Linked DNA regions of Mus musculus: region 2 is linked to region 1. The links are chromatin loops, found by intact Hi-C in ENCODE. Cell type or tissue: heart. All regions are shown on one strand. Each heading gives the region's core, and the rest is flanking DNA. Links, peaks and the distances in the headings are about the cores only.

Region 1 (4,380 bases), core at 84-4,083:
TGACAACCCTAGGCGTCCGGAAACAGCCGAAGTGTCTCCGGCCCAACACGCGCGAGAATGCGGCTTATCAGCGTCCGGAAGCGAGATTGTTTCCGGAAATACGGACAGACTCTGGCGAGACGGAGAGAACCAGAAGTTGCCGAGCTTGTTCGGCTGATTTCCGAGGGATTCATTTATCTATTTTAGCTCACCGCAAAGACTAGGGTAGAAAATTGGGACGGAGGGGTTGCAGCGAGAGTTCGGCAGTTAAGCATGCTCACTGCTCTTGCACAGGATCCAGGTTCAGTAAATTACAGCCGCGTATAACCCGACTGGAATTAAAAGCAAGAGCTATGACGCCCAGCGTTTTGGATTTTTCCTTTTTAAGATTTTGTGTTTTTCTTCATGTTCAACTGTGCGCCTTGTGAGTACCTGGTGTCTGTGGAAGTTAGAAGAGACATCGGATGCTCTAGAACTTGAGTTACGGCTGTGAGCTGCCATGTAGGTGCTGGGAATACAACCTGGGTCCTCTAGAAGAGCAGCCAGTGCTTTTAATCATTGATTCCTTTGGCTTTATTATTTGAAACAGGGTCTTGTTATTAGCCCAGGCTGTATCTGAACTCATGATCCTTCTGCTTCGTGCCTCCCCACGCCCCCACCTCCAAGTGTTAGGATTACATGTGTATACAGCCATGCCTGGAAACACTTCATTTTAGAGATGAGATTTTGCCCTATTGCCCTAGCCAGGATCCCAGCCTGCTAGGTAGCTGGGATGCAGGCTGGCTTGGATTAAGTGTTTAACCAAACCCCTATACAGCCAACAAAACTCACTTAGATGATATCGAGCCATCAGTTTTTCCCTACCCCCAGCCACTCACAAATGCACACACCAGTATCAGATGTCTTCATGGGACTTTATTTGATGCCAGCTCCAAGATGGGTAGAGGGCTACTCATGCACAGCCTTGGTCTCCCTTCCAGCAGAAGGTACTGGCTGCGAGTCAGGGAGGTGCAGAGGGTTTGAGTGCCTGCGAATTCCCCTCGTGGAGTGTGTAGAGCTGCACCACTGGCAACCTACTACATGGCTGCTAGATCACACAGCATGGGAGTCTGGGCTCCCCCATGGCCATGCTCACAGTAGGGCTAGGAGAGCCTGTCCTGGGCTGCCACTCTTACTGGACCATTGTGGGACATGCCTCTGGCCTTAGGAACCTCAGCTTCTTGGATCACACAAAGCTGGGGGGAATTCAGGTGTGCTCAGTGCACATGAAGTGTGCAAGTCACTGGGGTTAGTCCTGTAAAGAGGCACAGAATGGGAAAGACACTCCTCTAGAATTACACAGCATAGCTGGGGTCCACACTCGGTCCTCTGGCACTCACCATGCTGGGCCTCGTGCACATGGGCATAGACTTTGTGGTGCAGGGGTTGGTGGTCAGGCATGGTCCTCACTTGGGACAAGTGCTTTGTCCCACCCTGCAGTGGACACCTTCCCCACCTTGATGGCCCTTAGGTCTGTCAGTTACTTCCTGCAAGGTATATGGGCTATTCTGCCTCAAACCAGAGCATTCCTCATCCCCCAAGTCCTTTGTTCCCATACTTCCCCTAAACTGAAGCATGCAGGATCACAGGCAGAGTGGAGTAAGGACAGTCTGAGGAGAGCTATTCAGACACAGAAGGTAGTCTTCAGAGTATAGCCTGCCACAGAATTGGTGATCCGCCTGCTTTAGGGTGCAGCTTCCAAATTCTGTCAAAACTCAGTAGGGACCAGCTTTTGTGTGCCTTCAAGTGGGTCTTGGGTTGGGAATGGGATGGACATACACATACACACACACACACACACACACACACACACACACACACACACACACACACACACACGGAAAGGACAAACTAGAAAACACAGAAGTTGCCCAAAGTGCTTTGCCTTGACCCAGAGAACAGGGTCTGTAGGCTGTGCTCCAGGGGCCAAGGACAAGACAGCCGAGTCCACCAGGCGGGCCAGCCTGGCTATTGCTTATAAAAAGTAATAAATTAGTCGCGAGGGCTTGCTATTTACAAGTCACTGGCACCCCCATCCCAGCCCTTCCTGGGAAGGGGGCACCCTCGGCCGAGTCCCAGGCTGATAGCTGCACCCCATCTAGGTGTGACTTGGTGAAGATGATAGCTGCATAAGGAACTGCAGCCAGAGGTGGTCAGTCTTTCCTGGCATGTCCTGGGGTTCCAGGTGTGGCCTCTGCACCCTGCACAGCGATCTTCGGCACCCCGCGAGGCGGCCCAGGCTCCTCATCGAAGCTCACCTCCTGCACTGCCTCCTGCTTCTTGAAGGAATCCCGACGCTCTGATAGATGCAGCCTCCTCATGACGACCAGCTCAGCCTCGGCCCCCCGGGCGCGCCGGCCTCCATCCCCATCCAGCCTCTCACTGGTGCCTAGGCCCAGCTTGTCGGCTGACTGGCCCCTACGCAGCCTAGGAGACCGGGCGGGTATGGGGATGTGCCCCGGAAGGGGGGATGGTGAGCGTGGCGGGGGCGTGGGCACGGGCGGGCAGGCCAGCGGAGATGGAGGGATACTGCTTGTGGACTTGCGGCGACCGCTCTTGTGACGAGGTGGTCCGAGCTTGGCTGCCAGGCCATGCAGGGAGCTGGGACGGGTGTGACCAGTGGCTGGAGAAGCGGGGCTGCTGGAGCTTGGGGACACATTGGGTGGGGATGCTGTGTCTGTGGGCAACAGGAATTGGTCAGTGTCCCCCTCCTAGCGGTGGGGCCAAACTGGCACTGCCTATGCCCTCCAGTATTGCCACCCACCCTTGGCCTTGCTTTAATGAACTCTTACCCACCCTTCAAAGCCAGGCCTCACTGACCCACCCCCTCCTCCCAGAAACCTCTGCCTCCTCTTTGCATAGTCTGACCCTTAAATAATGAACACAAGGCCACCAAGCCATCCACTGAACTCAAGCACAGCCATGACTCCTTACTGATTGTTATCACAGGCGTGCGTATACATTCATATCCACAGGCAGAGTTTCATAAAGCCAGGCTGAGAGCCCGCCCACCTGTGGGGGCGTCGGGGGCAGGGCTGCGGCAGGGCGTGGTGGGGCTGGGAGACAGGCTGTGAGTGGGTGATCCGGGGAGGCTCTCGCTGGAGGACAGAGAGTGCTGGAGGCCTGAGGAAAAGCTACGGCTGGTGTGGAGCACAGAAGATGGCTTTGAGATCCTCTTAAACAGAGACTTCCGCCTGGGGACAGACATGGTAACAGTGAGGGAGGCTGAGAAGTCTGGGAGTTGCTGGGGCCTCCCTGCCTCCCTGCCTCCCTGCTCACCGGTCCTGGGTCTCACGCCGGCGGCTGCGCTTACTCCTACGGGCCATGCGGCCCTTGGCCACGTTCTTCCGCGCGGGTCCCACCTTGATGGAGGTGTTCTCCAGGGCCGTGGTGCGCAGGGAGATCTTGTTGCCACTCTGCGGAAGGAACACCAGTCACCTGAGAGCTTTCCAGGGTCCATGGCACCTGTCCAGCACCTGACACTCAGTTCCCCTCTGCCCTGGACCCCAGGATAGAGGAGGTGCAGCCATAAAAGGCTCGTGGTGTCAGGGACAGCTGCCCAAGATGCGCAGTGGGCACACACTCAGGCCAGGGGTCCACGGTCGCACCTTCAGCAGCAGCTCCACCACGTCCATGTGTACCAGGCCCAGGACTGACTCCCCATTGATGTGTGTGATGAGGTCCCCAGCACGCAGTCCTGCCTCCTGTGCAGGGCTCCCCTCCTCCACGCTCTGCCAGGGGTGGGGGTGGGGGTGGGCGGACAAAGCACGGAGGTCAGGTATAGCAGGCCACACCCCCACAAGCCCATGGCAGGACCCACTCAGGGATGGCAAGCACCCTGATTCCCACAGCCAGGTCCCATAGTGAGGGGTTTGTCGAGGACTCACCCAGACCACATGGTGCACCGTGTACACGTCACTATCACCCATGTAGACACGAATGGCGCGCAGGCTGAAGCCATACTTTTTGCCTGAGCTGTGGATGACGATGGGAGGCCGCAGGCTACCACACACTGGTGATGGGTCCCGGCTGGGTGAGGAGTCTCGGGAGGAGGGATTGGAGGACAGCGAGCGGGGCGACAAGGGGCTCATGAGAGGGCCCCCGCTGCCGTCGTCTGTAGAGGGTGGGAAGAACACTCATTACATGTGGGTTTCTATTCTTCTCCCATGTGGCCACATGACCCCCACCCTGGCGCTTGGCCTTGTGTCCAGTTCTAGAAGCACCCCACCACAAGGAAAAGTGACATATCACCTGCCGTGATGATGAGGGACAGGGCAGACACAGAGGCTGACTTGGGCACTCGACCCCCACTGCCACCAGGGGAGGCCCGGGGCTTCTCAGGGCCAGGATCTCTTGAGCCTC
Region 2 (4,380 bases), core at 147-4,146, 490 kb before region 1:
GAAGCTGGAGCTGCTGTCTTCCTCAGTTTCTTTGCACACCATCCTTTGAGACTATCTTACTACCAGAATGGCTGGGTGCTGAGTCAATCAACAGTGGGACCCTGCTCTCCCACCCTGAGGTTACAGCTGCTGGCAGTGGCTGTGGGCATTAGATTATGTGTGGGTGAAAGGCAACTGAAATTCAGGGCCCTCAGGTAACCATCTCTTTAGTTCCACTGCCCACTTCATTAAAAGTGCTTGGCTCCAGAGCATGCTATTAAGCATTCTTCCCTCCTTCTATCATGTGGGTACTGGGGATTAAACCTTCATCTTGGGGTTTTTGTTTTTCATACTGACTGTGTCTCTAGCAGCAGCTTCCCGAGTGCTGGGTTAAAGGCCTGTGAGACATGCAGTGCATGTAGCTTTAAGATTTAGTTACATGTGTGGTATTGTACACCAGTGCTTGGAAGTGAACTCAGGTCTTCTGGAGAAGTTCATACTCTTACCCACTGACCCATCTCTACAGTCCATCTTGTTTTTAGAAACAGGGTCTCTAGCCAGGCAGTGGCAGTGCATGCCCTTAATCCCTGCACTTAGGTGGCAGAGGCAGGATTTCTGAGTTTGAAGCCAGCCTGGTCTACAGAGTGAGTTCCAGGGCTACACAAAGAAACCCTATCTCCAAAAAAAAAAAATCAAAAAAAAAATAAAAGAATAGGAAGAAACAGTGTCTCTTACTGGCCTGGGGATGCTTAGGTTGTCCAGTATGCTCTAGGAATCCTGCCTGTCTTCCCAGCAGTGGGATTACAAATGCTTGCCAGCCATGCTTTGTATGTAGCTATTGGATTCCAAACTCAGTACTTCACACTTTAATGGCACTTTACTGACCCGGTGAGAGCCATGGGCCACATCAGCCATAACTGGCAACCAGAGCTTCCACCCCACCCCGTCTTCCCCGTGTAGGACCTGGAGACCCGGAATGCAGAGCTGGAGCAGCAGCTGCGGTCGATGGAGTGCAACCTGGAGGAGGCGCGGGCCGAGCGGGAGCGCGCACGGGCGGAGGTGGGCCGGGCTGCGCAGCTGCTGGATGTTCGGCTGTTTGAGCTCAGCGAGCTGCGTGAAGGCCTGGCACGCCTGGCAGAGGCAGCACCCTAGTCTGCCATGGAGTGTCTGCGGCCTCAAGGCGCCCTGGCAGGGGCCAGGGGACCCCAGCTGTCTCTGAGCTTTGCACTGTGTAGAGTTTTCTAGAATCCTTGGGCAGTGCTTCTACCCAGGTTACATTTCTACGTGTGGCGTTGCTGTCCCTGGCTGCTGCTGCCCTGCGCCCCAGGGACACTGCGAGGGAAGGCTGCACTAGTCATCCCCATGGGGCAACAGAGGCTTTGGGATCCTGAGACCTGAAGGCCCTGTACTCATCCCACCCCATTCTCAAGTCAGACTGACAACTTCAAAGAGTGTTTACTGAAGTCAGGGGCCACCAGCACCAGGTTTACAGCTCAGTCCTGAGCCTCAGCCTGGGCTGGCTCTTGGGGCCGAGATCTGGGAGGACGCGACCGTCGGACAGTGCTCCCTGCTTTCTGCCGCCGAAGTGTCTGCCCCACTTTCTCCTTGAAGCGTCGGTTTTGTTGCTTGATCTTGGCCAGCTCAGCTTTGCGTTTGGCCTCCAGGTCTGGGTCCTGCGGAAGGGAGCTGAGAATGTAACTGGGCAGCTTCCCAGGGACTGGCTCCCCCACCCCTACCCGACCCCAGGTCCCACCCACCCTTACTGGCCACACTCTTATGCCTGTCCCTGCATACCCATGCCTCCCTATACTACCTTCCCCTCCAGGATCATCTGTTTCCGCTTGTTGATCTCTTTCTTTTCATCAAAATGCGAAGCCTCCAGTTTCTAGGGGTGGGGAGGGGAACAGGTCAGTCAGGCCTGGGGCAGGAAGCCCCGCCCACCTCACCCCACTCCACCCTACCCTGACAGGCTGGCCACACTTACTATTTCGCACTCCCTTCGCACTACGTTGACCTGCGTGAGGATTTGTAGAACCTCAGCCTCCTCCACCACCAGCTCTGCCAGCTGCTGCTCTGCAGGGACAGGAAACACTGAGTTGGGCTGGGAGTGCAACCAGCCCTCTGCACCCCCAGCTCTGGATGTCTGGATCCAACCAAATGTGGACTGATGATATTTAGAAAAAGCAAAATGCTGCCAAGCTTGGCAGCACATGCTTGTCATCACAGCACTGGGAGGTTGGAGGCAGGGGGATCACTCGTTCCAGCTGAGTTCCAGGCCAGCTCTGTAGAGCAAGAATCTGTCTCAAATTAATGACTGAATAAACAAATGAACAAGTAAATGAAGTGAGATCTGGCTCCCTGAGAGGCTGAGACAGGCTCTGCATTGTGAGCACAGGTCTTCAGGCCACTGTGAGTTAAACTGAAAGAGCTTCTACAAGGAGCTCCAGATGGCCCGCCTTGGTGGCTGTTTAACGTAGGTTGTAGGGCCTGCCTGAGAACTCATGTCCTTGTCAACCTCCAAACCACACAGGGACCTTCAGGGTTGGCGTCCTGTGTGCAGGGTGCATTTTCAGGGTGAGTACTGGAATAGATATCCCAGGGTAAGGTAAGCTAGGGAGAGGAATTCATCTCCCAGGCTTGGACAGGACCCACCCTGGACCCTACCCACTTACTGATCTGCTCCTCGATGGCATGCAACAGGTGGATATCATACTGCGTCACCAGTGTGATGGCTTGCCCCTGCCTCCCTGTGGGGACACATTTGTCATAGAACCTGGGCCCCATCAACAGGCTTGTCCCAGCTGATCAGCTCCAGGGACCTCTGCAGAGGCAAGAAATCAGTGAAGAGGACTAGGGCTGCCCCTAGGGTGGGCTCTGCATATGACAGGCAGAGGGGACACTGGGAAGCTGAGAGACAGTAGGGAGCAGGTCTGCTAAGCTGCCCTTTATGAGGGCCGACAGCAAGCTGCTTTTCCTTTATGGCTGGAGGCCAGCTTAGTCCTCTACTGCTCTTTCTTCAGTGGTGACCAAGCTGAAGGAGACTGTCGGCTGATAGGGCTCATGACCCACAGCAGCCAGCTTCTCAGTGCTTATTATTTGTTAAGACAGGGTCACTCTCAGACTTCCCAAAACCCACAGGGGCAGGATAGCAGGTCCAGTCTGGCCCCATCAATTCAGGCACGAGGGAATATCAAAGCAGATGCCTCCCCTGGCCCCTGGGTCAGCATCTCAGTGAGGCATCAGGCTGGGGATGGAAGCCAGGACACTGGAAAGCTGTTCCCACTGAGTGGTAGACCCAGTTCTCCAGTGCCTCCCACTGCAGCTGGAACCTCCCGTACCTGGCTCTGCTCACCTGCACGGGCTGTGCGGCCAACCCGATGGATGTAGATCTTGGGAAGCCCAGGGGTGTTGTGGTTGATGACCACCTGCACGGTGGGGATGTCCAGGCCCCTGGAGGTACAGAGCATTCAGCTGGAGTCCATGTAGGGAAACCAAGGCTTACACTCAGCTTCCCCACGCCCAGCTTCTTGGTCTCATTGCTTGTGCCACGGTGGTCTCACCTTGAGGCCACGTCAGTGGCAATAAGAATCCGATAGATGCTGGACTTGAATTTGGCCAGGGCCGCAAAGCGCTCTTTCTGTGCCATAGGTGAGAAAAGGTTTGTGAGCAGATGGAGTAAGCCTGGGGACAGGGCTGAGACCAGACCAGGGAGGAAGGTGGTCCCAGAGCCAAAGGGGACAACAGGATGACATGAGGAGGGGAGCGGTATCACAGTGTTGTGATGTCTTCTTTTGTGTTTTTTTTTGGGGGGGGGGCAGGGCTGTGCTAGGCATGCTAACACACACTTTAATCCCAGCATTTGGGAAGCAGAGTCAGCCAGATCTCTATGATTTTGAGGACAGCCTGGTCTACATAGGGAGCTCCAAGACAAACAGGGCTACATAGAGAGGCCCTGTCTCAAAGTACCAAAGACAAAAGAAAGCAAAATCAAACCAAATGAATAAACAAAAAAAACCCCACAAATCAAAACCAACAAACTCCCCCAAACAAACAAAAACCAAACCAAACAACCCCACCAAAACCAAAGACAGGGTCTCTATTAGCCTAAACTGGTCTTGAACTTCCTATGTAGTCAAGGCTGGCCTTGAACTTCTGCTCTTCCTGCCTCACCTCCTGAGTGACAGACCACTATGCCCAGTTAACAGGGTTGGGGATGGAACCCAGGGTCTCATCCATGCTAGGCAAGGACTCTCCCAAATGAACCACAGCCCTCTAAAATTGAACATTACTCTACCGACTGAACCACATCCTCAGCCTCTGAGTTGTGACATTTGAGACCACAGAGAGGCTATGGCTGTGGTCCATCACCTGCTTCATCATGGAGTGCAGTGCCACTGTGGG

What was found. Hi-C counts contacts between places; a loop is a spot of excess contacts. Peaks named below come from ENCODE experiments on the same cell type or tissue, not always from the same donor. Only the 100,000 strongest peaks of a DNase experiment are listed, where the experiment ranks them.
Region 2: it touches region 1 in a loop (6-fold over the local background); 1 of 42 quality-filtered maps calls a loop at or near these places.

Annotation. Positions count from the first base shown.
Region 1 is chr8:70,777,243-70,781,622 of GRCm38, forward strand. Mast3 (microtubule associated serine/threonine kinase 3) reads right to left here. Exons shown (of 26, transcript NM_199308.2): 21 at 4,270-4,380; 22 at 3,906-4,132; 23 at 3,627-3,749; 24 at 3,298-3,434; 25 at 3,031-3,212; 26 at 875-2,695. The coding sequence ends at 2,172. 2010320M18Rik (RIKEN cDNA 2010320M18 gene) reads left to right here. Exons shown (of 1, transcript NR_029440.1): 1 at 1-364. Among named protein-coding and RNA genes, the nearest start is that of 2010320M18Rik, 2.6 kb to the left of the region's middle. In heart, for the core only: no CTCF peak of the experiment used is centred there; DNase peaks (open chromatin) are centred at 2,485 and 3,466; H3K4me3 peaks cover 1,083 bases; H3K27ac peaks cover 661 bases.
Region 2 is chr8:70,292,036-70,296,415 of GRCm38, forward strand. It overlaps Homer3 (homer scaffolding protein 3), which reads left to right. Exons shown (of 10, transcript NM_001146153.1): 10 at 940-2,326. The coding sequence ends at 1,131. Ddx49 (DEAD box helicase 49) reads right to left here. Exons shown (of 13, transcript NM_001024922.2): 7 at 4,348-4,380; 8 at 3,540-3,616; 9 at 3,332-3,429; 10 at 2,652-2,726; 11 at 1,964-2,052; 12 at 1,793-1,864; 13 at 831-1,652. The coding sequence ends at 1,473. Among named protein-coding and RNA genes, the nearest start is that of Ddx49, 8.2 kb to the right of the region's middle. In heart, for the core only: no CTCF peak of the experiment used is centred there; a DNase peak (open chromatin) is centred at 2,000.